Regions from separate parts of the Homo sapiens genome. Here all the other regions are linked to region 1. The links are chromatin loops, found by intact Hi-C in ENCODE. Cell type or tissue: PC-9. All regions are shown on one strand. Each heading gives the region's core, and the rest is flanking DNA. Links, peaks and the distances in the headings are about the cores only.

Evidence for each region. Hi-C counts contacts between places; a loop is a spot of excess contacts. Peaks named below come from ENCODE experiments on the same cell type or tissue, not always from the same donor. Only the 100,000 strongest peaks of a DNase experiment are listed, where the experiment ranks them.
Region 2: a loop joins it to region 1, with 10 times the contacts of the local background. A loop is called at or near these places in 4 of 110 quality-filtered maps.
Region 3: a loop joins it to region 1, with 16 times the contacts of the local background. A loop is called at or near these places in 2 of 110 quality-filtered maps.
Region 4: a loop joins it to region 1, with 6 times the contacts of the local background. A loop is called at or near these places in 3 of 110 quality-filtered maps.
Region 5: a loop joins it to region 1, with 9 times the contacts of the local background. A loop is called at or near these places in 11 of 110 quality-filtered maps.

What each region holds. Positions count from the first base shown.
Region 1 is chr7:142,372,960-142,379,134 of GRCh38, reverse strand. It overlaps TRB. Among named protein-coding and RNA genes, the nearest start is that of MIR11400, 98 kb to the left of the region's middle. In PC-9, for the core only: CTCF peaks have their summits at 2,849 and 3,054 (motif pointing left); a DNase peak (open chromatin) is centred at 3,334; H3K4me3 peaks cover 591 bases; H3K27ac peaks cover 2,872 bases.
Region 2 is chr7:143,000,744-143,006,918 of GRCh38, reverse strand. No RefSeq gene overlaps it. Among named protein-coding and RNA genes, the nearest start is that of OR9A2, 23 kb to the left of the region's middle. In PC-9, for the core only: CTCF peaks have their summits at 3,064, 3,280 (motif pointing right) and 4,635 (motif pointing right); no DNase peak of the experiment used is centred there; H3K4me3 peaks cover 624 bases.
Region 3 is chr7:143,212,093-143,218,267 of GRCh38, reverse strand. No RefSeq gene overlaps it. Among named protein-coding and RNA genes, the nearest start is that of TAS2R40, 6.9 kb to the left of the region's middle. In PC-9, for the core only: CTCF peaks have their summits at 2,804 and 3,010 (motif pointing right); a DNase peak (open chromatin) is centred at 3,017.
Region 4 is chr7:142,321,082-142,327,256 of GRCh38, reverse strand. It overlaps TRB and TRBV5-1. Among named protein-coding and RNA genes, the nearest start is that of PRSS58, 66 kb to the right of the region's middle. In PC-9, for the core only: CTCF peaks have their summits at 3,258 and 3,457 (motif pointing left); a DNase peak (open chromatin) is centred at 3,366.
Region 5 is chr7:142,475,877-142,482,051 of GRCh38, reverse strand. It overlaps TRB. Among named protein-coding and RNA genes, the nearest start is that of MIR11400, 4.4 kb to the right of the region's middle. In PC-9, for the core only: CTCF peaks have their summits at 3,224 and 3,425 (motif pointing left); DNase peaks (open chromatin) are centred at 3,031 and 3,371.

The sequences.
Region 1 (6,175 bases), core at 757-4,756:
TGGTTTCAATCCCTTCTAAAACCATAAAACCTCCCAGAAACTCTTCCTTGCCTTGATTATTTAGCTATGTATTCAAGAGGATTAATCAGTATGGGTTTTAAATTGACATTAAAAATATTTGTGAACAAAACTACTCTCCAGTGATAGAAGTTACATCATTGGTTTTCTGGGACCAAGATAGGCATTGCAGAGGTGTTCGAGGGAACTTTCTGGAGATATTCTACATTTTAATAGGGGTGGGGATATTTTACATTTTAAGAGGGGTGGGGATTATAAGGGCATATACATATATATTGCTCAAAAATCACTGATCTGTTCATTTAAAATGTATAATGTTTACATTGTATAATTTATATGTCAACAACATTGATTTTTAAATGCCTCAAGAGGGATCCATACTGCATTCTTTAGTTAATTAGTTAATTTCATCAAATAAATCATCAGAGGAAATGTATATTTCCATTTCTGTGACTTCTGAATCCTCAACCTAAGATTTCTAGGTATCATATGTCCGTATCTGCCTTTGCACATTGGCATGGTGAAAGAGGCTATCTGAGATTATCAAAGGAAATGAAAATATTATGTTGGTACAAAAGTATTGCAGTTCTTACCATTAAAAGTAACTAAAAGTAACGGCAAAAACCTCAATTAGTTTTGCACCAACCTAATATCTAGATTTCTGCTACATGCTAGATACTTTATGCTATTTAATTTTGTACACAGCCCTGCAGATGGACAGTAGCAGTCTCATTTCATAGATTAAAACAAACAAACAACAACAACAACAAAAACAAAAAAACAGAAAACAAACTAAGCCAAATCTGTCAAGAACTGGCCTCACGTCTTGAGGAGCTGGTGCTAGAATGGGAGTCAGGCTTGATGTCATGGTACCCATTCATAGTTGTTTCCCACCCCCCCGCCCAGGGTAAACTGATTTCTGTCTATGATGTTATTAGAGCCAGCAGGTCTGAAAGGGACCTAGGAGATAACATTTGAATTTTTGTGAAGATAAGCATCATTTGTTATGAAATAGATTATAGTATATAGCTATAAAATACAGGGCTTTGATAGACCAGGGTTAGAACCCCAGTACTGCATCCTAATTCCTACTTAATTTGGTCAAGTAATTTAAACTATGGGCCAATTCCTCTACCTGTAAAATGAGAATAGCTTTTGCACGTTAAGATGTTTTCGTATAGTTGAATTTCTAATTAATTGAAATTTTCCTAATGAAGGCTTTCTATTTTGTGCATCATAAAATGATAATGAATGATTAGATTAATATTTTCTCTAAGTCTTCTCCATGAAGCAGAATTGAACTGTGAATGTGCATCAGTGTACTCAGTGCTTGCAGTTCTGCAAATGACTGCCAGTCATGTGACAGACTGTTTCATAGAAACAGTCAGATATGACACATTTTATACTTCAGACCTTAAACATGTTAGATGCATACAAAGAAGTATTTTAAACATTTAAAAAGAGGAAAATCCAGCCATATATGACAATGTGGATAAACCCACAGGACATTACACTAAGTGAATAAGCCAGGCACAGAAAGGCAAATACCACATGATTCTGCTTATATGATGGAACGTAAATAATTGAAGTAACGGAAGCAAAGGTGAAGGTAATTTCCAAGGGCTGGGGATTGGAGTAAATGGAGAGTTGCTGTCAATGGTATACAATTTCAGTTAAGGAGGATGAATAAGATCTAGAGATTGCCGTACAACCTTTTGCCCGTAGATTACAATACCGTATTGTACATACAAAAATCTGTTAAAAAGATATATTTCATATTACATATTCCTACCACAGTTAAATTAAATGGCTGTCTAAAATGGGACTAGTTAGCCAAAGAAAGAGAAAAAAGTAAATTTGTATAATTTAGAAATCAGTAAACTATTTTTAATAAAGAAAACAATTTAAAAAATAAATGCAAACCTTAACACTCTAAAAAGCAAGAAACATTTTTTCCACTTAATATTTTTTCTTTTCAATTTTATGTCACAGAATACCTTATACAAAGAAGGATCCTCAAAAAGTTTATTGAGTAAAAGAATAAGATTAATTAATGAATGAATAGCAACTATTTATGCTCATTTTCCTCAAGGTATATTACATCAGTTACAGAAAGTCCACAGTGCAGAAAATTTTATTTCTTTTTCTTTCCTACAGTGAAGGATGAATGTAGATGCTTGACCTGGAAGTTCCTTGGGCTTGTCGGGGAAGAGGTTTTAATGACCACATATGAGACATGATCTTTCCCTCCTGCTAACGGGGATCTGAAATGAGGAAGCCAGAGGAGAGGACACATGTACAGAGCAGGGCGGCGTGCAGAGGTGTTGGAGGAACTGACTATAGCCGGTTACTAAACATGAGAACAGGGACAGCTGCTTCCCCCATATGTATAAACAGGTAAAATCATATTTACCCTACCTGATATCAGTGGGCATTAAAGCAGATCACATGTAGAAGCAGCAGGGAGTGCCTGGGAAAGGCCTGTCAGCTCTGCAGGGCCTGAACCCCTCTGTCTGGCAGCACCCACCTCATGGTCATTTCCTGAGTGGGGCAGGAATGTTTCAGGCATTTCCTTGGGAAACCGGCCTTTCCCAGTAACTCTCCCTGCAGGCCACCCCTGCCTGCTCTACCCATTGTCAGACCCCAGGCTCTGCTGCTTCCTGCACCATTCCTGTCCTACACAACCCTGAAATTAAAAGTGGGGCAGGTGGAACACAGTCTCCACATGCCCATATCCCACCTTATTTTTCTCTGACAACCCCTGTCACTTTCTTGGCACTGACTCCCAGCCCTTGCTGCCCCAGCCTCTTCACCCTCCACTGCCCATGCAGAGGCAAAGACATTCTCTCCTTGATGCAAACTGAGGTCCCTGGTGTGCCTACCTTGCCCTGGGCAGTCCCAGGACCTACTCTGAATTCCAACCGCCTCCTGATGCCAGCACGCAGCCAAGCATTCCCTTCAGCCGTCCTCTCCTGGGTCACCCTCCACCCCTCCCCAGGGTTCCCCACAGCTTTGTGGAGCCACAGCACCTCCAAGTGGCCAAAGTTCCAGTCTCATGGATTCACACCTTCTGACCTGATGAGCTCAGCATTGTCTAAGTCAGGAGCAGAGATGCCCCTACACCAACCCCTGCAACCCACACCCTCTCACACACACACTCTCTATTGCTTTCCCAGAAGGGTTGACTTAGGGTGGAACTTCAAATTCACCCTTGGCCAGTGAAAACAAAAGGGCACATCTTGATTGCACAATAAACTGCTGCTACATCATTGCAATGAGTATCCTAAGATGGAAGAGAGGAGCCAGAATTATACAGGCCACAGGGTGAAACAGTGTGAGGATATCAAGCAGATCCAGACTGGAAACACGACATTCCAGAGCTCCCTTTGAATAATCAGAGCCACACCTTTTCACACTTTGTATTTAGACTTTTTTTTTTTTTTTTTTTTTTTTTTGAGACGCTGTTTTGCTCTGTCACCCAGGCTGGAGTGCAGTGGCGCAATCTCAGCTCACTGCAACCTCCACCTCCTGGGTTCAAGCCATTCTCCTGCCTCAGCCTCCTGAGCAGCTGGGACTACAGGTGCCTGTCACCATGCCCAGCTAATTTTTGTATTTTTAGTAGAGACGGAGTTTCACCATGTTGGCCAGGATGGTCTCGATCTCTCGATCTCGTGATCCACCCGCCTCGGCCTCCCAAAGTGCTGGGATTACAGGTGTAAACCACCGCGTCTGGCCTATATTTAGATTTATTATTCCCAGATTTTAGATAGCACATTCTATAAAGAGGATTTTTCAATTTTACAAATTTATTTCTGAATTTTAAAAAATCTTGAAATAAACGACCCTATGAGCTGTATATAACTTAGGCAGATTCAATTGGGTCTGATATTTCCTTTCTTTACCCAGAAGTACCTAGGAGCTCTGCCAATGACCCAACACCTCTTAGTAATGCCACCCTGAGAAACTATTTCCATGCGGCTGAGTCTCCACAGAAAACACACACAAACACACACACAAACACACACACACACACACACACACACACACACACACACAATATCTTGGGTTTTTTTTTTTTTATTTTACTTTAAGTTCTGGGATACATGTGCAGAACGTGCAGGTTTGTTACATAAGTATACATGTGCCTCGGTGGTTTGCTGTACCCATCAACCTGTCATCTAGGCTTTAAGCCCCGCGTGCATTAGGGATTTGTCCTAATGCTCTCCCTCCCCTTCCCCCAACCCCCCGACAGGCCCCGGTGTGTGATGTTCCCCTCCCTATGTCCATGTGTTCTCATTGTTCAACTCCCACTTATGAATGAGAACATGTGGTGTTTGGTTTTCTGTTCCTGCACACACAATATCTTTTACTCAGAAAGGATGATAAGATTCCATTACTGAGCTTAACTAATTTTTATTTCAGTTTTTTAGGTTGATTTCTGAGAAGCATCTTTGATGATGTTCCAGTCTCATCAAATCTCTAAAAATGTGGCTGTGGAAAGTGTGGTTATGCTGAATAATTTGTTTTTTCAGGATCATGAGACTGGATGAATATTACTACAACACAATTTTATTTGCTCCAAAAGAGTATTTGCAAATTCCAGCCTTAGAGTTAGGATACTTTATAGCATTGGTTATCAATTCTGACTATGAAGACACAATTGCTTAGAATATTGCAGAAATTATATGAAAAACTGACACTGTCTCTAAGAATCTTCATTACATTTTAAGAAAGAGGAGTCCCATTGAAGGGAAGATGGTGATTAATGATATTCCAGGATTCTATATAAGTATGCATTAACTTTTTCATTTTACAAACTTCAGATACTATTAATTATAAACTTGGCTTTTCTTATGAAAATAAAGAAAAGAAAGTGATACAGTCCAGGGCTGGGCGCAGTGACTCATGCCTGTAATCCCAGCACTTGGGAGGCTGAGGCGTGGGGATCACTTGAGGTCAGGAGCTTGAGACTAGCTTGGCCATCATGGTGAAACCGTGTCTCTACTAATAATACAAAACAAATTAGCCATGCATGATGGCATGTGCCTGTAATTCCAGCTACTCTCAAGGCTGAGGCATGAGAATAGCTTGAACCGGGGGGATGGAGGTTGCAGTGAGCCAAGATCATGCCACTGCACTCCAGCCCAGGCAACAGAGTGAGACTCTTGTCTTAAAAAAGTAAATAAATAAATTGATACAGTCCAGTTCCAGGGAATGTCAGGGTAAGAAGCAAAGAGTAAGGCAGATGTGAGACCATCCTTGACAGATGAGCAGGGGCTAGATGTGTCTGGAGAGAACAAAAGTTTCCAGGCCAAGGAAATAGCAGAAATGCAGATGATACCAACGCTGATGAGTTTTAGAAAATGTTCAAAGAACTGTTTAATTACAGAAGGTAATTGAATCTGGGCACTGAGTCTCAGAGAGGAATCCCAGGGATGCAGAATTTTATCTTGGGAGAAAACGGACAGCATTTGCCCCTTTAGGACCAAGACTGACCTGACCTCCTTTGTGTTTTGGGAAGTATTTGACTGTGCCTCGAGCAGGCAAGACTAGATCCAGAAGTCGAGAAAGAAGATGTCAGAACCAACCCCAAGGCCCTCACATCAGGCAGGCTGCTATTTGTGATATCCCCAACTAGGACCAGTCCCCAGGTGATGTCAGTTGCTATAAGACCTTTCTTTGTATTTTCTGGATATCAAAAACTGTGGGAGGAGAAGGGAGCTCATGGTGCACAGATCACCATGTTTCATTACCTTCTGCTCTATCTCTATTTTCAACTATCTTTGATCATTTTCTCTTTCATAGAATTTCCCCAAATCTCACTTTCTTCTCCCTGAATTATATAAAGCAAACCCTATGATTTTCCCTTCCACACTATTATCAAGAATCTTGACCCTGAAATTAAATCTGCTGCCCTGTAAAGAGGGCACCAGCTATTAAATTACAAACACTTCCACTATCCCTATAGTGTACAGCGTTTGGCGAAGAAGGTAGTTTTCACCACCTCCTGAGCAGACCCTCTTGGCCTTGTTATCCCCACTCCTAACTGGCAGAAAACCCCAGGTTTTAGGATCCAGCTTCCTGAAACTGCTTTTCTTTCCCACTACAGTCCTCAAGTTCTCACAGATATGTTAGGGCTGAAGTTCTCCACACTGGG
Region 2 (6,175 bases), core at 827-4,826, 630 kb before region 1:
TATTAATAAATTCATATGGCATAAAGTTCAAAAAGTACACAAGTATAGGACCACGTGAAAACAAATAACATGAAAAGCAATCTCTTTCCCAGCCATCCAATCTCACTTCCCCGTGGCAGCTGTGTTTTCAGAGCCTTGTATATCTTTCCAGGGTATGTGACCATGTGTAGGATTAAGAAATGTCAGCATCAAAATGATTGAGTCTCCAACATTATATAAAATTTTATTTGTATAACTAAGGCAAAAAGTCACAATAAGAGGTTAATTGACTTGAACATCAAAATTAAAACAACTTAGCTTGCTCCAACAGAAATTTAAATTCAGTCAAAAGCTAAGCACAGAGGAGTTTCAAAATAAAATGAGTTAATTCACCATTCAGTCTTTTGAATAGTTTTGAGTTGCTACTAATGGAAGGCTTCAAAACGATTGGTTAAATTTTCTCCAAAACTTTATGCACATTTCCAAAACCCTGTTAGAAAGCTCCGAATTATCCAGCCTGTCTTCCTTTCCTTTATTTTATCAAAACTGTTGTTCTGATATCCAGTTCTATTTCTTGGTTATTAGATTGACCATTAGCCAACCAAGTGAATGTTGGCTAGAGATACTCATCAAGACTCTGGGCCAAAATGTCAGTTTGGATTTTATTTCTGGTTACATTATGGGCAAACTAGATGGTCATTTCTCTAACAAACATCTTGAAGTCTTAAAAATGCTCCCAAACTCTTTCCCCCACACGTTGTTTTGTCAGTATGAGTCCAGTTTTCACATGCAAAGTGAATCAGATCTATCACACGCAGTTTTAAGTACATTTTTGCAAGAGGTCCCATTTTTAGCCAAGTCACAGCTGAGCTTTACTTTCAGCTAATTAGTACTTGTTCTTAAATTGGGCAGTTCCAACCCAAGCTAGGAGATGAGATGCAATTTACTTCCTCTCTACTCTCCTAAAATTAACTGAGCTGTAAAATGTGAGTGTTCCCTTGTTTTTCCCTGGGTTTGGTTCCATCATAAGGAATTCAACAGAACTCAGAATATTTCAACAAGTCTTGCTGTTCTAATTTGAACAGTAATAGAGTACTTCCTTTCAAAACCTCAGCTCTTTGGTTGCCAAGCAACCATTAATTTATTGTAACTAACTAGTTTTAAAATTATATGTGATGTTGAAATGCAACAATATGCTTTTCATGCTCCTGAACGTACACAGCATTGGCCAGATCCGAAAGAATATGGCAGTCTTGAAGTATCAAAAACGATCACGAGCAATGCTTTTTGAGATCAAGAGAAGAAGAAATCTGTCTGTTCCCTGTATGAGCTCCTTAAGAGTGGCCTTAGGGAATACAGGAATCTGTAAGGGTTATAAGGGTTACACAATTTGACGTCCACAAAATTAGAGAAGCCCCAGGCACTGGAAGATCCTTGTCCCTAAAGAGGAGTGACATGAACTAGGAATAAGATATAGGGTTCCCTTAAAGGGCCCTGACAATACTTCAATTCACTTCATTGGCAGAACCTTTTCATTCATCCTGTATTATGTAAGGACGTTTTAAGGTGTGTGTAGTCGATTTATTAAATGTGCTAAATTCAATGGGATAGAAATAGGACAAAACCTTATTTTTCCCTCTCTCTTTGCCTCCAACAGGCTCCATCAGATCTCCCTGTCCTTCCCCTGTCACATTTAGGGCAGATCCTGTAATTTTCCTTGCTTTGCTTAAAAATGCCTTCATAGTGTTCATGAAGACCCATTATCAGGTGTTAAACTGTGCTTTTCAATCTATATTAGAACTTCAATATTGAATCCAATTTAAAGAACTTCTTTTCCACTGATCAGAGCTGACTGGCTATTTAGAGACCTGCAGGTGGAGAGCAGAAATGGTTTGCTCTTTTCACTCCTCCTTACTCATCTACTCCAATCCCCCATCTTTGCCTGGATCCTATGGTATTAAGACAGGGAAGAGGAGGTCAAGGGGAAGGGGATGATGTCTCTTCACTTGCCTGGAGCTGTTTGTCCCATCCCTAGCTGCTGATGCCCTTTTGCGGGGCAAGCATCCAAACGGTATCTTTCTTACTGGGTGCATTTGTGGATTCTTTAGATACCTTGTAGGAACACCTGCATTTCACATTGCCTTGTGATCCCCTTCAATTCCTGTGCTTGTTAAACTTACAGCCTCTCAGTGCTGGGGTCTCATTTGAGGAGGTACCACTTTTGGGCCAGGAACCTTCACCAAGGTTCATCATTCCCATGGCATCCACGTGGCCCCTTTTGCCCTATCAATGATAGGAATACCAGCTTGCTATCATAACTTCCCACTAATAAGGCAAGAGGACTCTTTGCTCTCTCAGACTCTGAAGGTAGGTGTTCATTGCTGTAACAGTGAAACAGCAAGAGAACTAACATAACTAACTCCATTTTTGTTTCAGGGACCTTTACCCATGCCTGCATGTAGGCTAGGATAATTTTAGAGCACTGAGATATTACGCAAAAACGGCAATCATGTAGTTTTAAAAACTAACTCTGGGATTAAAGGAGACTTATGTAAACAATTGCATGAAGTTTTGTTAAAGATTTATAGGAGCATCATGACCTGACCGAAGACAAGAAAGTTCCCCGCCTCCTCAGACCCTCGCTGGTGCCCGGATGTCTGAGGTCATTGGTCACCTCTCCATCCCAACCCCCTCCTCCTCCTCCAGCATTAACATAAAAAGGGTACAATTTGTACCGACTTAAGATGGTACTTTAAGATGCAATTCCATCATCGTCTCGGTTTGCTGGCTCTCCGAATGAACATGCTTTTCCTCCCACCAATTCGTGTCTCATGCTGGGCTTTTGAGCAGTGAGCAGCTGAACCTGGGTTTGGCTACATTGCTTCCTGAGTTTCTCTCACCATGTCACTCCCCTAGGGGCACCAGGGTGGGTCTTCTGGGACTTTGTGTTCAACCAGGAAGTGGCTAAGAAACAGACCTAACTTCTATAGGATAAGTAAAGGACCTAAGCCTCTTGGAGACGGCCTTTCCTTGCCTAGGGCATGTGGGAGAAGGAGCTATAAAACTCTACTCCCGTGAATTTCCTCCCTCTAGTAAACACTCTTTTTCTTTATAGCATGGGTTGCTGGTGAAACAAAGGCCAATGGATTGTCATGGCATTTTTAATGTCTTACAGATCTGTGTCTGGCACTTCTTTAAATTATTTTGGTACTAAATGCCTATTTCTTGTGGCCTTGAAATTCTATGACATATGAAAATGTTAATTTTCATATGTCATTATAGAGGCAACCACAAGAGGGCAATATTTCAGCAGCCGAAACAAAACCCTAGGAGAAGATGGCTGCCTTCCTCGGAGTACACCGATGTTGCTCAGATGCCTTTGGTCTACCTAGGTTGAAAGCTAGATAGAAAGTTCAGAATTGGGACAAGGTAAAGGGTCACATCAGGAAAATGCAAAGACGGGAAGGTGTAGCAAGACAGCAGCACACCAGTCTGGCAGACAGACAAAGACTAGAAAATTTGGGAAGAAATCTGCAATTGAGAAATGGGAAGTAAAGCACTCTTTTCTCACCTCTACTCTTACCCTACAAACCTGCTCCAGGCTATTCCACTCTGTGGTAGGCTGAGTCTTCCAAGAAGGAGACACCCAGCAGGATCAGAAGTCTGAGCAATTTCTTTGGGAAAATACAGAGGGAGAAGAAGGAAGAAGCCTGGCATTGGGAAGGCAGCGAGAGCCATCAGATAGTGATGGGGGCGTGAGCATTATGAAGGAGAGAGTCAAGGTGGGAAGACTGAGTGGAAGAGTCTGCGATTGCAGTGCAGCTCTAACAAAGTCCAACAAGTGCACCGAGTTCTTCTTGAGTTTACATTGCTTACCTGAGTGGCTCCCTGCCAGCCACAGTCATTAGCTAGGAGCAGTCTGTGGGAAGCATGACCTAACTAAGACATGAGAAGGATTTTGGAGCATAGCAGCTAGGGCTGCCAGTCAGCTATGCTCCCTGTCGTTAGAGATGTGAGAGGGGCATTTGCAGGGCCACTGCACACCCTAAACAATGAGTGAATGAATGAACGAATGCCCTTTTCTTATCCTTGTTTAACCATTACGTTACCATCCAATCTTATATCTCCTTTCCTGCAAAGCTTTTGAAATACAAGTACATACCCACTGTTATTATTTCCATACTTCCCATGCATTTTTTTTTAATCCGCAGCAAGTTGGATTCTCCTTGCCACTGTCCACTGAAACTGTTCCAGCCAAGCTGATCAGTTTTCACATGCAAACTGACTTCCCATTTATTTGCCCTGTTTCCAAGGACTGCATGAATTTGGAGCTCAGAAATAAAGTCAATTGGGGAAGATAATGGTGGATAAGAGATATTTGAACAGCCAAAAATGTGAGAGAAGGAAGGGAGATAAAGCTTTGAATATTTTATAAAAGAGGAGGAAGAAAAGAAGAATACTGAGAGGTTAAAGAAAGTGTGGACTTTAAAAACAACTTCTGGGATATTGAAAAATCTTTTCAAACAGGCGAATCAGGCAAACCCAGGGACTTTGTGATCATATGAAATCGAAGTGAAAAAAATAACCAATCAAATCTTCCATCTTCTGGCTAACTTCAGATTTGCCAGAAGAGGTCAGCAAAGACATTAACATCAGTCTTTGCCCTCCCTCGAGGCAGGATGGTGGGTTAGAAAGTGCTTTCTGCCACTTTGCTTAGAATTTATGCAGGGCTTCCATTATCCATACCCCTATCTTTTTTAGGCCCTCTTTCCAGAGTTTAACAGCTGCCTGAGCTCCTGGTGAGAGGATGGACCAATCTAAAATAAATAATAACACACATACCCTTTGTCTTATGTAATGACAGATCTTCAATTTAAATTTATGTACTGCATCTCTATGTAAACTAATTAAAATTTCTGGCATGTTAGCCTATGCAATTAGACAAGAGAAAAAAAATGCAGGGCCAAGATGTTAAAAAGGAGGAGAAAAAAAGATTAACATGAATTTTAAATAATTTGTTTATCTGGAAATCTCAACAAAATAAAGTAAAAAACCAATGTGGCTGGGCACAAAATTTATATTGAGAGTCAAAAGACTTCACATATAAAACACATTAAGTTAGAAAATATAATGGAAGGAAAGAACCTCATTTACAAAAGCAAAAGCAAAGAAATATAACATTATTAGGAATAAGCTTAACAAGTAAAGATTTACATTTAAACTAGATTGACATTTAAAAAAATGCTCCTGAAAGACACAAAAGTAGATTTGAGCAAATGGAAAGGTGGAGTAAACAATACAAAGATATCAATTCTCCTCTAAGTGTATCCATAAAAATGATACAATCACAATTTAAAAATCAATAGTATTTTTTAAATCTAGAGAAGCAGATTACATTTTATTCATGCATTATTTCATTCATTTATATTTTTAGAGACAGAGTCTTGCTCTGTCAGCCAGGCTGGAGTGTAGTGGCATGATCATAGCTCACTACAGACTTGAACTGCTGGACTCAAGTGATCCTCCCACCTCAGCCGCCTGAATAGCTGGGATTACACATGTGAGCCATCGTGCCCAGCTTAGATTAAACTTTTTATTATGGAAAAATAAACAAGCAAAAAATTTTCAAAAACATTCTGAAATAGAAGCATAATGAGGAATAACTACATCTGTAAAACAGACTATATAGCTATAATGTAAACAGTACTATCATTGGGAAAAAATGAATTATTCAATAAATGGTCAAACAAACTAGCAGCTACCTAAAAAACAAAAGTTAATTCCATTACTGCCTATGTCATACCAGGCTGTTTAAAATGGGTCAAATATTTAAATGTAAAAAAAAAACATAGATTTAACATAAGAAATAAAAGAATGTTTATAAAAATGGGTAAGACCTTTCTTAGGATGACTTAAAACACAGATGTCATAGAAGATTGACTTTATGAAGAATTTTTTAAAAATTTGCTATGGTTAATACTACCCCAAGGTAAACAGACACACGAAAACACCAGAAAACAATTTCAACTCATATCACAAAAGGTTAGTTTGCATCATGTGTAAAAAGCTCCTATAAGAAAAAAATAAAACTACTCAGCAGAAAAATGGGCAAAAGATAAGCACATGTGAGAATATTTTCATCTTCATTCATAAGGAGAACAATAAAAATTAAAGCCATATTAAGATACTATTTTCA
Region 3 (6,175 bases), core at 1,445-5,444, 840 kb before region 1:
TATTTGGTTTAAGTATTATCTTCTGCCTTTCCCCAAGCACAGTTTCAGCTGACACCCCATCTGCTAGGACTGGGAGGAGACAAGGTGGACCCTGAGACACCCGTCTCTCCCTCTTCAGTTTTTGGCTAGTGTATGAGAGAGAGGACAGGCAGAAGAGTCTCTTTATTTCCCTGGCTGCTGTTGTAAATGCACTCTTTTGTGCTGCTGCTGCTCCCCTGGCCAACACCATCTGGCCCTCCATGACTTCCGGGTGCCAGATATCCATATGTTGGCTGTCTTGTGAGGATCTCATGTGAGTCTTGAGGAGGCTCTGCAGCAACTCTTCACTCTGCTGCCCATAACTCCCATAGGCCCCCCTTCTTCCTCCCTAATCTTTCTATATGTGCAGACTCAGGTGGAGGGCTGCTGCTGGGATCCTGGCCATTTGCAGGTACTGCTGCCTCTTATTAAGCTTTGCAGGTAGATATTTGGCCTCAATTGTTGGCTGCTTTCTTTAGATCTGTTTTTCTCAACCCTGTCCACATTCTAGAATTACCCTTATGACTGGAAGGGCTTTTGCAAAGCACCTATACATATGTCCCACCCTCGAAGATTATGAATAATTGTTCTGGAGAACAGCTAAGCATTGGCATTTTCAAAACTCCCCACTGTGATTCTTATATGAAGCAGGACAGGGTTGAGAATCACTGCCCTTTGGGGGGACTTACCCTTATGGTTTTTAGTATGAGCTCCAGGGTTACTTGGGGCAACAGGAAAAGTGGCCCTCAATATCTTTGTAGAAGTGACCGAATGACTTCCTGAAGAAGACTAAGAGGACATATCGTTTATCAGGTGGTAGGAGACCAAATTCAGAGATTGAATTAGGAAAATAATTATAACATTTTGCAGAACTGGGTTTTTGGTGGTGTGAAGTCACATCTACCCAATAGTATTAGAAAAGTAGCATATTTCTTGTAGTCATATCTTTATTAAAAGTAGGAAAAGGAAGATAGACTGAGGGGGTCATATGTTCCTCCTGTGTTCCTCATAGAACCCTCCTGTGTGCATATTTGGCAAAAGATGTAATTTAAGAAAACAGTGTAGGTGCCATTATGAAACAAACCACTGGAAGAAGAAAGAAGAGGGCCATGGAAGAGACATGTGATCAAAACCTAAGGAGCTGAAGAGAGAATTGTAATGTCAACAAGGTTTGTCTTGGTTGTTTAAGAAATAAGAAGTCATAAATAAAAAATCTGCCTGGGACATCAAATTCTTCACAGATAGCAAGTTGTAAAAGAGAATCTACTGAATGTAGCGGAAATTGTGTGTCCTGAAAAGATACAAGCACGTGCAAATGTAAATGTAACTAGAAATACTGTTGCTCAATGCAATGGAAATGTGACTAAGAAATGAAAAGAAAAATCATGTGAAAAAATTTTTAAATGGTGGCATTTGCTATTGCAGTTGGTGAAGATACATATTTAGTAATATTTAGATGTAGTAATGAGCTCTATTAACCACCATGGGGGTTAAGAATTTTTATATGACTGAAAAATATTTTGGACAGTGTGCTCATGACAGACACAACCTTAGGAAATGATTAAGAAAATAATTTTTTTGTGTGTATAGAGGAAACTTTCAAACAATTTAATGCAGAAGACTTGTGTGCCTATAGGATGATATTCCTGGGATGAGCAGTGTTTATATCAGACTTGCAATAAAACTTAAACTCTAGGTGGCAAGTTATATAAAGACACAGGCTTTACATCTACTTGCTTGCATTATTTAGCAGGAATTGCTTTCTGCGAGAAGCTAAAAATTGAAGATGTCCCGAACACAGCGTTCATACTGTGAGCTGGATCTCCTTGTAGGGCTTCAGGCACAGAGTGTTGGATGCACTGTGTGATGAATTGGACACGTAGCATGGCAGTCTGCTCATGACACAGAGGGTGGGTGGCTTAGTCATGGCTGAAAGCAAAGCAGCATTGTTGAACAGTTAAGAGAAATGAACTTATTCACATCATTGGAGGGAAAAAAGCTTTGCTTATGTTAAGCAGCGAAGATTGTTATCATATAATTGACCTTTGGGGTAGACAAACACTTTGAATATTTCCCCGCAAAGGCATCCACAAAGCAGTTATAAAATGTAGAATAGAGTCTGCTGCCAAGGGTGTTAAAAAAAGAAAAAAAAATGTTTTAGGAAGGCATATCTGGCATCGTTACTAAGTCCTCTTTTCTGTGGTTGGAATTAGTTTCTAGAAATACAACTGATGGCCTGAAACCTGTGATAAAAATTGTGATACACTGAAAACTGATTCCTCAAAATGGCTTATTGATTTCAGACTTTGTGAAGATAACCTCCCATTGTTCAATGCACCTTGTCAATTCCTACTTATAGTGTGAAAAATGACTCATGGTGTGATATAGGATTGGACATTTTGTACAGTGACACTGGAATGCCAGGCTTCTACAAATATCTTCACAGTTGTGCAAAGACTCATATTTTAAAATATCTACGTTTTTGAACAGCTCTCTCCCAGTATTAAACTAATTAGGACTAATTATCACTTCTAGTTAATGGGTCCCAGTCAAGGCTGAATTCTGTTTTCATTATACAACTTAACACAGGTTTAACAAGGACATATTGGTACTGAAGAAAAAGTGAGCAAATTGTAAAATAAAATACTAGAAATGAAATATTTATATTTTATCTTTTTTTCAATTCTGAATTTAAGATACAATCTTCAATATCACATATATATTCATACACATACACATTATCTGGTATGGTTGCAGTCTTAGTTTAGAAAAATAAACACAGTGATTATTTTCCTGACAGTTGGTTTGTTTTGTCATACGGCTGCCATGTTCGCCCGTACACCTTGACGTCTCTGGCTTCTGCAGACCCTGGAGTTTTGAATGAGCTCTTCCAGGCCTAGGTCTTACTTAGGAATGGATTATGTGTTAGCAGTAAAGCTTATTAACAGTTTTCACCACAAGATGGAGCCTTATGAATGCCTCTCGGAAAAGGGAGCAATTCCTTAATTCGCCCACTAGTGGGCAGGCATGCTCTTTCTAAATAGGAAACTTCTGGGGAAACCTTTCAAAACCTATTTGAGACAATTGACTGAGAGTTTTACCTCCTCTCTTCTAAGGAGGTCTCTGATTCTTTGTACTTATGATCAGTTATTTCAGACAGTTTTCAAGAGAAAATTTATATTGTCTCTTAATCAAGCCTCTTTAAAAAAAAATATATTTTAGTGAAAGGGTCTTGCTATGTGGCCCAAGCTGGAGTGCAGTGGCTATTCACAGATGCATTCACGGTGCATCACTACAGCATCGAACTCTTGGCCTCAAGTGATCCTCTGGCCTCAGTTTCCTGAGGAGCTGAGATTATAGGCATGTGCCACTCTCCCCAACCACATATACTTTTAATTAACAGATTGGTCAGTATATTTTTGCAAGATAAATTGCAAATGAAAACTATAGTCCTTAAGTAGACTAACTTTAATTGATTACAGATGCTATTTCTAAAGAATCCAAAACATGCTGGGCGAAGTGGCTTACTCTTGGAACCCCAGAGTAATTTCAAGGCAGGAGAGGAGGCCAAGACAGGAGGATTCCTTGAGGCCAGGAGTTTGAGACCAGCTGGGCATCATAGTGAGACCTCATCTGTTAAAAAAAAACATTAGCCAGATATGATGGTGAATATCTATAGTCCCAGCTACTTGTGAGACTGAGGTGGGAGGATTGCTTGAGGTGGGAGGTTGAGGCTACAGTGAGCTGTGATCACGCCACTGCACTCCAGCCTGGGCAACAGAGGGAAACCCTGTCTCAAAAACAAAAACAAAAACAATCCAAAACATTAGAATGATATAATGCTACTGCTGCCAGTGACCTGCAAGATGGCTTAGCACAGGAGCTCCCCATATAGGGGTGAGTAAACGAAGTCCTTCAGAAGTGAGGGGAATTGACCAAAGCCATACACCTACTGAGGTATTATTGGACTATCAAGCAGAGGGTCTCAGAAAGTCCCTTCACACTTGCATTTGGATTTTCATTAAAATTCTCTGCTGGATTTTTTTTTCTGCCAATGAGGTAATTTCTTGCCTAATTAGGTTCTTCTCATCCAACCCAGGAAATGGCTATAAAATCTCATTTAGGCAATGTTCAACAATCTTTTTGCCCTAAATGAAGTAATTACCTGCGCTTGGGTATAGACACATACAGTGGCCATTAATTTTCAACAAAACTGGAGCCCTTTTTATTCATTCAACAAATATTTATTAAGTGCCCACGATGTCCCTGGGGATAAATAGTAGATAAGACAGGTTCCTGTCTTAAGAAGATGTACATTTGAATTTGTATGTGTGTTTGCAGGGGGTAGGAGGAAGGGGAGATATATGGTTTGGCTGTGTCCTCACCCAAATCTCATCTTGAATTCCCATGAGTTGTGGAAGGGACCTGGTGGGAGATAATCGAATCATGGGGGGAGGTCTTCCCTGTGCTGTTCTCCTGTTAGTGAATAAGTCTCACAAGATCTGATCATTTTATAAAGAGGAGTTCCCCTGCATGAGCGCTCTCTCTTTGCCTGCCACCATCCATGTAAGACGTGACTTGCTCCGCCTTGCCTTCCTCCATGATTGTGAGGCCTCCCCAGCCATGTGGAACTTTAAGTCCATTAAACCTCTTTTTCTTCCCAGTCTTGGGTATGTCTTTATCAGCAACATGAAAACAGACTAATACAGGGAGTAAGGGAGTTTGGGAAGGGTAGACAATAAACAAATAAATAATATAATTTCAGATGGTGATAAGTGTCATAAAGACAATAAGGTATTGATTTTCACAAGGGTGCCAAAACTATCTGGAGGAAGGAAAACTCTTAAAAAATGGTAGTGAAACAACTGAATATCCACATGCAAAAGAATGAAGTTAGACCTCCATCTTACACCATATACAAAAAGTAACTCAAAATGGATCAAAGATGTAAATATAAGAGAACATAAGTGTAAATCTTTGTGACCTTGGATTAGGCCATGGTTTCTCAGATATGAGACCTAAAGTACAAGCAATGAAAGAAAAGTAAATATAATAAATTGGGCTTCATAAAAATTCAAAAGTTTTGTGCTTCAAAGGGCCCTATCAAGAAACTGAAAGACAACCCACATTCTGGGAGAAAATATTTGCAAAATCATATATCTGATAAGGGCCTAGTATTCAGAATATATAAAGAACTCTTACAAGCAAACAGTAAAAGAAAACTCAATTAAAAAAATGGGCAAAGGGAATGCTGCTAAGAGATGCCAAGAAGAATCTGAACTGACAGGCCTGGCTGGGTTCTTCCTTTCAGTCTATGAGCATTTGATCTTACTCTTTTTGTCCAATCATGTTTCCATACTTTGCTGAACCATGTTAATGTTTATAAACATGGGCAGTTTCCCCTGGATCTCTGAGTCTTCATTCTGAAGACGGCTGTGTCACATGAGCTGTGATAAAATAACTTTGTTATGCTCTTCTATTTGAAAAATAATGGAAGCAATGGACACTGAGACTCCAAAAGCAGGGAGGGGGAAGGGAGGCAAGGGTTGAAAAACTATCTATTGTGTGTTCACTATTTGGGTGATGAGTTCACTAGAAGCCTAAACCCTAACATTATGCAATATACCTATGTACCAAACCTGCATATGGACCCCTCTGAATTTATAATTTAAAAAAGTGACTGTTCCCTTCTTCTGCCTCTGAATAAACTTCTACCATAATGTTCCCCTCCCCCGCAGAATGGGCAAAGGGCCAGGCATGGTGGCTGACGCCTGTAATTCCTAGTATTGTGGGAGGCTGAGGCGGGAAGATTGCTTGAGCCCAAGAGTGCGAGACCAGCCAACATAACAAAACCCCATCTCTACTAGAAATGAAAAAAAAAGAAAAATAGCCGGGTGCAGTGGCACATGCCTGTAGTCCCAGCTACTCAAGAGGCTGAGGTGGGAGAGTCACACTTGAGTCTGGGAAGTCAAGGCTGCAGTGAGCCGTGATTGCACTACTGCACTCCAACCCGGGTGACAGTGAGACCCTGTCTCAAAAAAAAAAAATGGGCAAAGGATTTGAATAGATATCTTTTCAAAGAAGATATTCAAATGGCCAATAAGCACATGAAAAAAATGCTCAGCATCATTAGTCATTAGGGAAACACAAATCAAAA
Region 4 (6,175 bases), core at 1,226-5,225, 52 kb after region 1:
GAGAATCACGTGAACCCAGGAGGCAAGGTTGCAGTGAGCCAAGATTGCACCACTGCACTCCAGCCTGGGCAACAGAGCAAGACTCCGTCTCAAAAAAAAAAAAAAAAAAAAAGAAAAGAAAAAAAAAAACCCGTATTTTAGTGCACAGAGCCCCACACTTAAAGAGATCCCTGTTACTGTAACATTGTCATGATCTTCAACTTCCTTACAATATTTGAGCAAAGAGCTGCCAGTAAGTCACATTGCCGGTCCTGAGTACATGGTTTTGTTTCATATTCTGCTCACCTCCTCTTGTGCTAGTTTCCTTTTGGCAAAAGCACATGACTGGAGTCTGAGTCACTCAGCATCCATGGTGTTTAGGAGAGAAGGACACAGAAATTGAAGTCAGAGCAAAGGGCCACCTGGTGCTGAAATTCACAGCCAGGATATAACAAGTTCGTGAGTGGGTACACTGTCTGTGTCCAGGCTAGACCAGGAGACAGAGAAACACACAATGTAGGAGCCTGCTTCCCAGGGCAGAAAAGGGCATTTCCTAGCTCAAGGCTTAGGTTTTATGAATTGGACACTTAGTGTCAACACAAAGAGAACCTTTCTCCCAATGTGACGTCATCTCTCAACAAGGTCACTATTACCGTATTTTGTTTGGCCCCAGGGCACTCAGTGTGTGAACACAAAGCTCAGCTGCATGTGTGTCTGATGAAACTCAAAATATTTCCCTTAAAGATGATTAATTTTCGCCAAAATATCATTACAAAATAATTGGAGTGAATGAGCAGATAAGAAAAGAAATGAAAGAAAATGAATAAATAAACTTCGTAAAATCAGTCTGTACCAGGTTAGAAGACCTTCTGAGGTTGTTTCATCACAATATCCATCTCCAGATAGAATTGTCCCTAATGTGGATCTGGTAGCTCACCTGGCTTCAACCCCTTTTAAAACCATAAAACTTTTCAGGAGCTCCTCATTCTGTTAATTATTTGGTTACGTATAACCGATCTGTTTATTTAAAATGTGTAATGCTTATATAACTTATATATCAATAATACTGAGTTTTAAATGCCTGAGGAGGGATATATGCTACATTCTCTAGTTCATACTTTCAAAGTAATCATCACGCATATATATTTCCATTTCTGTGGCTTCCTGAGTCCTCACCCTAAGATTTCCAGGCAAAATGTGTCTTTAACTGCCTTTGGGCATTGGCGCAGTGGAAGAGGCTGCCCGAGACTAGCAAAGGAAATAAAAATAGCTAGATTTCTACTATATGCTAAATATTTTATGGTATTGGGGTATTGGCTGGGTGCGGTGGCTCACACCTGTAATACCAGCACTTTGGGAGGCCGAGGTGGGCAGATCACGAGGTCAGGAGATCAAGACAATCCAGGCTAACACTGTGAAATCTCATCTCTACTAAAAATACAAAAAATCAGCCAGGCATGGTGGTGCATACCTGTAATCCCAGCTACTCGGGAGGCTGAGGCAGGAGAATCACTTGAACCCGGGAGGCAGAGGTTGCAGTGGGCCAAGATCACACCACTGCATTCCAGCCCAGGCGACAAAGCGAGACTCTGTATCAAAAAAAAAAAAAAAGAAAAAAGAAATTCTATTTGTGTATAGTAAAATAACAATAAATAGTGAAATTATTATTTTTTTGAAGTCTTCTCTATGAAGCAGAATTGAACTTCGAATGAATGTGCATTCATATACTCAGTGCTTACTGTTCTGCAAATGACCCTGCCACTCCTGTGACAGATGGTTTCGCAGAAACAATAAGATACTATACATTTAATATTCAGACCTTAAATGTGGTGTATGCATACAATGGAATATCATTAAGTATTAAAAAGAAGAAATTCTGGCCATACATGACAATGTGGCTAAACCTGGAGGACATTATGCTGAGTTGAAAAAGTCAGGCACAGAAAGACAAATACTACATGATTGTGCTTATATGAGGCAACCTAAAAGTCAAACTGATGTAAGTGAAGATGAAAATGGTGATTTCCAAGGGCTAGGAAGAGGGGGAAATGGGCAGCTGCCACCAGTGGCTACAAAATTTCAGTAAAGAAGAATCAGGAAGCTTTAGAGATCTGCTGTCCAACCTTGTGTCTGTAGATTACGATACTATATTGTACATTTAAAAATCTGTTTAAAAGATAGCCTTAGGTTATTAAACTAAAAAAGCTGGCAGAAAAAGCTGTAGGTGGCTAAAGAGAAAAAGAGAAGAAAAAAAGGAAATCTGTATAATTCAGAAACTGAGCAAACGTCTTTGAATAAGTTAAAAAAATTAATGCAAACCTTAATACTCTAAAAAGTAAGAAACACTTATTATTCTTTCAAGCTTTTCTTTTTTATTTTCATTTGTTCTTTTTTATTTTGCTTTTTATGTCATAAAATATCTATACAAAGAAAGGATCTCCAAACATATATTAAATAAAATAATAACTAATGAATAACAATTTTTCTTGTTACTTTTCCTCAAGGTAGATTATATCAGTTACAGGAAGTGTACAGTGCAGATAATTTCATCCTTCTGTTTTGCTTCAGTGAAAGGTGAATGGATATGCTTGGCCTGGAAGTCACGTGTTCCTTGGACTTGTCAGGGAAGAGGTTACAATGGTCACATATGAGGCATGACCTTGTGCTCCTGCTAATTGGACCTGGAAAGGGGAAGCCAGATGAAGGGACAGATATAGAGTCGGGGGACGGGGCTGGTGCAGAGATGTTGGAGGAAAACACCTCAGCCAATTACTTAATATGAGACCCGGAACAGCTGCTTTCCTTCAGATGTATAAACAGGTGAAATCATACCTACCTTACATGATTTCAGTGAGCATAAAACCAGATCACATACAGAAACAACAGGAAGTGTCTGGAGGAAAAGCCTGTCAGCTCACCAGGACCTGAGCCCCTCTGGCTGGCAGCACCCTCCTCAGGGTCACTCCCTGAGTGGAGCTAAGAAAGTGTCACCCAATTCCTTCGGGTACAGTCCTTTTCCAGGTACTCTTTCTGCAGGCCACTCCTGCCTTGTTCACCCATTGAAAGACTCAGGCTCAGCAGCTCCATGCAGCCTTCCTGTCCCGCACAGCCCCTCAACTAAAGGGGAGGTGGCTGGTCACAGTCCCCGCATGCCCACATCACACCTCACTTTCCTCTGCCCACCCTATCCCTGTCCTGACACTGATTCCCAGCCCTTGCCACCCCAGCCCCTACACCCTCCTCTGCCCATGCAGAGGCAGAAACACTCCCTGCTTGGTGCCAACCCTGGCCCTACCTTTCCCTGGGCAGTCCCAGGCCAGGACCTACTCTAATTTCCACCTAATCTCCTGATGTCAGCAGGCAGCCAGGCATTCCCTTCCGCCCTCCCTTCCTGGCCACCCTCCTACCCCTCCCCAGGGTTCCCTGCAGCATAGTGGGGCCACGGCGCCCCCAAGTGGCCAACATTCCACAGTCCCATGGATTCACACCTTCTGACCTGATGAGCTCAGGATAGTCCAAGTCAGGAACACGGTTGCCCCCACTCCAACCCCTGCAGCCCCCATTCTTTCACACACCCTGTCTATTGCTTTCCCGGAAGGGTTGATTTAGGGTGGAACTTCAAACTCACCCTTGACCAGTGGAGACAAAAGGACACATCTTGATTGCACAAGAAATTGCTGTTACATTATTGCAATGAGCATCCTAAGATGGAAGAAAGGAGCCAGAATTATACAGGCCACAGGATGAAAGTGTGACAATATCAAGCCAATCTGGGCTGAAAATACTACATTGCAGAGCTCCCTTTGATTAGTCAGACTCATATCTTTTCACACATTGCATTTAGTTTAATTATTCACAAATTTTAGCTAGCACATTTTATAAAAAGGATTTTTTGATTTTACAAATTTATTTCTGAATGTATAAAATCTTGAAATAAACTATCTTATCAGCTATAACTTAGGCAGATTCCGTTAGGTCTGCTATTTTCTATCCTTACCTAGAAGTGCCTAGGAGCTCTGCCAGTGATCCAGCACCTCATAAAATGCCACCAGGGGAGAAACTTCTATGTGAGTGAGTATCCACAAGAAAACACACACACACATTCACACTCACAAACACATAATATCTTTTCATTGTCAAGGATGATAAGATTCCATTACTGAGCAAAGCTAGTTTTTTTTTTCAATGTTGTAGGTTGATTTTGGTTGATTTCATCAAGGATGATTAAGAAGCACCTTTGACTATATTCCACCCTCACCAAATCTCTAAAAATGTGGCTGTGGAAAGTGTGGTTATGGTGAGGAAGTTTTTTACAGGATTATGAGTCTTTATAAATATTACTGTACCATAATTTTCTTTCTTTAGTGATTCTTCAGTCAGCCTAAATAACATAATTTTCTTCACTCCAAAAGAACATTTGCAAATTCCAGCATTAGATACCCTTTGGGAACTTGACAGCACTGGTCATCAATCCTGACTGTGAAGACACAATTGCTAGGAATATTACAGAAGTTACATGAAATACTAAGACTATTCATAATCATTCTCCATGATATTTCATGTAGAGTCCCTTGTAAAGAGAAGACAGTAATTAATCACACTCCAGGATTCTGTATGAGAGGGCAATAACTTATTAGTTTTGCAAACATCAAAGAGTATCAATTGTATGCTTGGCTTTAAAATAAAGGAAAGAGAGTGATACAGTACAGTCCCAGGGAATGTCACAGTAAGAAGTGAAGAGGAAGGCAGGTGTGAGCCTGTCCTTGACAGATGATCAGTATGTGGCCCCGTCTTAGGAGAACAAAGGTCCTCCCAGGCCATGGAAACTGTAAGGACAAACGCAGAGGATGTAGAGACTGCTGAGTTTTAGAAAATGTTCAAAGAGCATTTGGTCATAGAAGGTAATTGGATTTGGGAGGTGAGTGTCAGAAAGGAATCCCAGGGTTGCAGAATTTATTTGGGGGGAAACTGGAAAGTATTTGCCCCTTTAGGAAGAAGGGTGACTTTACCTTCCTCTGTGTTTTGGGAAGTACCTGACTGTGGCCTGAGGAGTCAAGATCAGGGCTGGAAGAAGGAAGACAGCAGAAGCAACTCCAGGGCTCTCACAATGGCCAAGCGGCAATTTGGTGATGCCTCCGACTGGGACCGGCTACCAGGTGATTCCGGTGGCTATAAGACCTTTCCTTATTTTTTTCTAGGTGTTGAAAACTTTCGGGTGGGGGAAAGAGAGTTCATGGTGCACAGAACACCACTTTTCATCACCTTCTGCTCTATCTCTGTTTTCAATCATCTTTCGTTTTCTCTCTCCTTGACTTTCCCAAAACCTCAATTTCTTCTCCCCAAGTTGTATAAAGCAAACCCTGTGATTCTCCCTTCTACACTACACTGTTATCAACAATCTTGACCACAAAATTAAATCTCTTGTCCTGAGAAAGAGTGCGCCAGCTGTTAAATTACACACATTTCCTCTACTCCTGTAGTTCACAGTGTCGGCAAAGAAGGTAATGCTGCAGTCAACCTACGGAAGCAGCACCATCCTCTGAGCAGGCTCTCTTGGCCTTGTTTTCCCCAGCCAAGTTGCAGAAAGCCCCAGGCTGTGGATCCTAGCATTCTAAATTGCCTTTCTTTCTCCCTGCAGTCCCCAGGTTCTCACAGATATGTCAGGGCTGAGGTTGCTCCACATTGGGCCAGGGAGGTTTGTGCACAGAATGTGGTTGGCTTTGTAGGGCTGTGCCAAGCTGCTGGCGCAAAGATAAAGGGCCGAGTCCCCCAGCTCCAAGGTGCTCACATTCATCTCAGAGCGAGAGTTAGAGAACTGGCGCCCTGAGAATCGACCAGGGAAGTTTCCTTTGTTTCTCTGTGTCTCACTGAAGTATTCAAAGAGGAACTGAAGGCCCTGTCCTGGGGTCTGTTGGTACCAGGATACACTCCTATGCCCAGAGATAGGGGAGCAGCTCAGTGTCACTTGCTGTCCTCTCGTTTTGATCAGATATCTTGGAGTTTGAGTGACTCCAGCCTTTACTGGGCCTGTGGGAAAAGCAGATGGAGAATGAGCACCGGAGACAGCCTGGTGGTGCCTCCCCATGGTAAAGTGGAAGACACAGGGGTGAGGACAGGCTCAGAATGGGGCGCTATCCTGTCTGCAGGGACTCACCTGCTCCCAGGAGACAAAGCAGCACCCAACAGAGCAGCCTGG
Region 5 (6,175 bases), core at 1,030-5,029, 100 kb before region 1:
GTCCCCAAGATTTAGTCCATCTGATCAGAATCAAAGCAGACCTGTGTTGTCTGTAAATTATCAAGAGTTCAGATTCCCCAGAAATAATTCTAGGGCCTTCTCAGCTCATAGCACAGACCTAGCCAGCTTGGGACTCAGCACCCTCAAGGTCATCCTATACGTAGTGCTCTGGACAGTTTATGTTATTCCCTTCAGATCCACCCTGCCTTCAGAAGCTGACCCCAGTGTATTATGTTAACTGGCTCCTCTTTTCTCTAACTCCAGAGCGAGTTTGTCTTATTGGAGACAGGACAGCAGAGGTAGGTAGTGTCACCATCTGTGCTGGTTTGCAAAATCTATTCCCTTGGCTCCTTTCTTGCTGGGTTAAATTTCCTGGTGCCTGAAAGTAGTCCACAATAGCCTGAATGCTTAGCTGCTTAGATATTTCCTTCAGTAGATATCCTAGCTAATAGCTCATAATATTTTTATTCCAGAAAGTCCTAGAACAGGACACAATTTTTCCAAGGTTTTTGCTACCTACAACAAGGATAGCATTTACTTTGATTTCCGATATCTTGTTCCTCATTTCCCCCTGAGCCTTCACCAGAATTACCCTTAATGATCTATTTCAGCAATCTAGGCTTTTGCTTGTCTGCTTCTCCGAATTCTTCCAACCTCTATCCATTACCCATTTGCCATTAACCAAAGCTGTTTCTACATTTTCAGGTCCTTGTTGTAGCAACAGCGCCACTCTCAGCACCATGTTTTCTTTCAATTTCTTTCCTACTGCTGTAGAGAAATACCACAGACTGGGTAATTTATAAAGACAAGGGATTTATTTGGCTTATAGATCTGGAGACCGGGAAGTCCAAGATCAAAGGGCCATAACTGCTGAGGGCCTCCTGCTATTATCCAAGGCAGAAAGAAGGGGAAGCAAGCACCCAAGACAGAGAAAGTGGCTGAATTCATACTTTTTATCAGAAGACCATTCCCAAGACAACTTATTCACTCCCACAATAGGGCGTTGATCTGTTTCTGAGGGCAGATCCCTGATGACCTAGTGATAACTGTCCCACCTCCCAATACCATTACATTGACAAATTTCAACATGAGATTTTGTGGGGACACGCAAGCATAGCACACACATCTACACTGTGAGTCAGTATTTCCACTCTTAAGTCTATACCTAAAAGAAAATAAAAAAAAAAGAATCCATATATCCACAAGAAAGAATTCCACAAGAATATTCACAACAATTTTATTCATAATAGTTGAAGACAGGAGTAACATGGATATCCATCAACGGGAGCATGGATAAACAAGTTGTGGTATATTTACACAGTGGAATATTAGTCATAATAAAGAATGACCTGCTGATACAACAATATGAATACACTTCAGAAATACTAATTTTGGAGGAAAATAACTCAATAAAAATGTTATATGATTCCATTTATACGGAGTGCAGGAATAGACCAAGCTAGTCAATGGTGATAAAAATAAGAAAAGTTTTGGCCTGGCGCCGTGGCTCATGCCTGTAATCCCAGAACTTTGGGAGTCCGAGGTGGGTGGATCACGAGGTCAGGAGATCGAGACCATCCAGGCTAACACGGTGAAACCCCGTCTCTATTAAAAATACAAAAATTAGCCGGGCATGGTGGCGGGCGCCTGTAGTCCCAGCTACTCTGGAGGCTGAGGCAGCAGAGTGGCATGAACCCGGGAGGCAGAGCTTGCAGTGAGCTGAGATCACAGCACTGTGCTCCAGCCTGGGCGACAGAGTGAGACTGTCTCAAAATAAATAAATAACTGAGAAAAGTTTTTATCTGTGGGATAGAAATTGATTGGAACGGAGCATGACGACACTTTCCTGCATGACGGAAATTTTTTTATAATCATTTCAGTTACCGTTGCTCTGGCATATGCATTTGTCAAAATTTACCATGTTGTCCTTGTATTAATATTTCTGTTTTTATCTCTATTAGTTAAACCTTAAATAAAATTGTTACTAAAAAGTAAACAGTTAATTGCATAAAATATGGGAGTCATTTACAAATGTATGCTTGTATTCTGTACAGCCCAATTTAAAAATGAATCACACAAAAATAAGAAAAGACAGGAGCACACATATCTGTAAGTTATGGAGAATGTGAGAAGTGCTTGGTGACTGAAGTGGCAACTTTAAAATTTGGTATCAAAATAAGCTCAACTGATGCGTGGGCTGAAAAACAACTGAGGATCAATATCAAGGAAAGCTATAGACAAACAAAAGCTGTTTACAATATCTTTATATGCTGTTGAAATCATTCTGACAACCATGAGCTGCTATACATTTCATAACTTGGAAAATTGGGCATTCATCACTCTCACATTCAGACTTTCCTTTCATTTTGGCTTTCAACAGATTGGCCAATTGGTGAAGTGATTTTTTTGCCCAGCAAGCAGCCTGCTCCCCTCTTTGTGAGTGGGGTTCCCGGGTGACCCGGCCCTCTCCCTTCGACAGCCTCACAGAGGGGAGTTGGGCACAGCACAGACACACGGGGTTCCCTGCACGTGGGGTTTGCACTCCCTGTGAAGCCCAGCTCTGGACCTCCCAGTCCTGCAGTTAATGGATCCCAACTAAAGAAACCTTGCCTCTAGGTATTCGCTTTACCTGTTAGTGCTAAGGAGGGATACAGGCTGGAGAAAAATAAAATGTTTGCTCAATATTATTCTGTAATATTTTACAAGAAAATCAATTGAGGACTTCATGGATTTTCATCCAAGCCAAAGTCATGATAATAGCTGAATTCCTTCTTTAATCTACCCTGAGAAGACTTAAACACTGCTCTCAATAACACAAATACTTAGTGGAGACTTATTTATAGTCTCTTTTTGGTAATTCTACTAGTCAATTATCATCAGGTCTAACGGCACAGTTTGGTGCATCTACTAACATTTTTCTTCTGTAGTCTGTTTACTTAGGTGTTTTAGAGCTTGTTCTCAATATTTTTTGTCCTCCAGAGAACACATGCCTGGTGTCCAATGGAATCTCAGCCAAGGTGATGTTATCAGTACGACTTCTGAACTTCTAGAATTCCAGATCACTCAAGCAGATTAAAGCTGTTGCCTGGCCAGACCTGCAGGGAAGATGAGGTGCAGCAGAGACGCACTGGGCTCAGGACACAGCCCACCCCTCGCTTTTCCCTTTTCCTCTGAGGCAGTTGCTCCTCTACACCTGCCCCTGACCAAAATTTGCCCCGGCCAAAATTCCTCAACTGTAGATGTCATTAAAGATTAGAGGGACTTCCCGTCTCTTGCATAGCTGTAGGTAGCCTAGCAATAACTGAAAGCTGCTGCAACATCTGCATAATACAGGATCCAAGCCCTAATTTTTCTTAACCCTTTCCCTCCTAGGATGCTCTCCTAGACTCCCCAGAGACCTTTCGAGCTCAGTGGACCACACTGCCATCTTGTGGCCAATACGTGAAGTTTCAACATTGTTTCTTCTGTAATGGCCCAAGGAATGCTGGGAAGTGTCTGCAGAGGAAGCTGCCAGAATATTCCAGAAGTGCCATCACGCTGGTTTTATGAGCAGCTTCCCTTAAACCCTAAGTCTAACATTAGTTCTAACCCTGATTATTGCTTTGAGTTACCAATCTTAATATCCCACCCTCATTCTGAATAACACTTATCACATAGGTCCAGTTATAGTTTAACTTTTTCTCCCTTAAAACTACCATCTAAAGAAAGAGTAACAGAAGGAGAGGAATGAAAGGAAATAATATTTGGCTTAAAATAGGAAGAAAACACAGACATTGAAGTATAAAGAGATTATTTAATCTGAATCACTAAAGATAAACAAATCGTCCTCCAAAAATGACAATGTTACCCCAAAAGTATAGATCAGCAAAAGATGAAGTCAAATATCTATTAATAAAAAGTAAAATTGAAATATATAAAACGAGACCTCTTACAAGGCAATAAGCAATGAATGGTGGAGGGAGCAGTACCTAATGCAGAAAATAAGGATGGATATAACTAAGACTAGCAAAGGGGCTGCTACAGGAAATGATCAGCTTGTACAATGCACATCCACTGATCTGAGCACCAAACACGGAAGAGATGATTCTGAAACAGGCAGAGGAGCAGCGGGAGATGAGGACACGCTGGTACAAAATAGCATCATAAGGAAGCAAATCAGCCGGGAGACTGTGGATTAGATGACTTTGCTTTCTCCTGTCTCCTGTGACAGCTGAACTGGACCATTTTCCTCTCCAAGGATTTGCTCCTGCACCCTGAGTTAGAGGCCCCTGGGATTTGCTCCTCGTCAGATTCCCATGGATGAACTCCCACTCCCTCCTTGTTGAGCACAGTCTGAAGGAGAGGTCATCTCTCCCTCCCCTTCAATCCCACAGTATTGGGGAATGGCACAGACTTCTCAATTGGCATCGATCTCTCTCATGGCATGCTCACATGCCCCCTAACTGTGCCTTTTCATTTCCACTAGACTGAAAGTTAGATGTAGGCAATGAAACTTAACACCTTTATCATAGATACCCAAGTAACTGCTCTCAAAATTATTGCTATTTCTTTCACTGCCTTGGGTTACAGCTGAACTTTCCTGTACAGCACAATTTCCTGTAAAGGCACAATTTCTTAATGTGGCTTAACCACAAAAACCTTCCCAAGTGCCAAAAACAATATAACTACCAAGGGATTGCTCTCCTCATTGGTGAGATGGCACAATAAAACAAAAACAAAGAAAATTTTGTCAAATACTTTAAAGGAGACCCAGAACCCCAGTCCCTCTTATACAAACATCACTGTTTGGCCTCCCTCTACCTAAGAGACAGGCAGAGCCATTCCTGTGCCCTGCACCTGGTGGGAAAGCCCTGCTGGAGCCTGTGGGGAGCTGGTGAGGATGAGCCTTGGTGATTCTGCCTCCAGAGCAGGGATTCTCGGGGAGCTCTGGACAACTTCCAGGGACTGAGATGGAGAGTGGCCACACTCCGTCTTGGAGAGGAGAATATTGAGGGTGTGACCCTTCTGACCTCTCAGCCTAAAGTAAAAGCAGAGTCATTCCTGACTGGTGGGGAGCTGCTTAGTCTCCAAAGCAAAATTGTCCTTTTTACAGGGTCTCTCGTTGCCACAGAAGAATAGCGGGGCTGTAAGTGTTTCACAACCCAGAGTTGCTGCTTGGCCATCTCTGTTCCCAATGACTCCAGCATCTGAATATTCCATGCAAGGAAAGATAATTTGTAAATAATGAACTGGTTCAGTGATACCTTTAGTTACATTCAAAATAGTTGTCATGTTCCAGACTGGCGTGCTTGCAGGAGACACAGAGCTACAGAGCAAGAGAATTTGGGAGCTGGATAGAAATGGGAGCAATCAAGGCCCCCTTAGATGATGGCTTCTAAGAACAGAGTAGAGGAGACATAAATTCTGAGCCCTTTTGTCCCTAAAAGACATGGCATAACAGGGACATCAGAAAATACTCCAGTGATGTGCTGATAAACTGGGTGTCTGTGAAGGTGGGGGCATGGCTGGTAGCATTTGCTAATTTCTGTTGTACCAACATACCCACCATGGCAGATTTCAAGCTCCCAGCATGGCTTCACTGAACAGGGAGCTGGGAAAAGTATGCCTATTTGATTCTTCTGACTCATACAAGCTGGCTCCAGCACATCCCTAGACTCAAGAGCAAAGCTTTCAAAGTTCGTCAATGCTTCCTACTCAACATACTAAAATGAGGCCACAGCAACTATAGCACACCTCATTGTTTTCATGATAGGATCAGTGTGTGATCCTGGATCTTGGAATGGACAAAGGGATGTTTGTGCAGAGAAAGGATTTCTGAGTCCTCTGAAGCTGCCAAGATCACAGAGCAAATAGCTATGTTGGTTGGTTGGGGAGCCGCTAGCCTTTGACTTGATGTAATTACTGTGAAAGTTTTCTCCTACTTAACTTAAGACAACAGAATGACTTCATTAGAACAGAAACTGCATTCCTTGCTATTTGTTCATTAGTACCATCTACCCTTTGCTCCTCTTGCATGTTCATTCTCAGTATAAATTGGAAGCCCTGCTCGTTTTTGCTACATGTTCTTGCAGCGCCGTTGACAACTATAGACTGTGTTTTCTTCAGCCTCAGTGTCAGAGCTTGTCCACTGTTAGGACCAGCTATCTCAGGAGTCACATGGAGGAAAGTGGCAGCA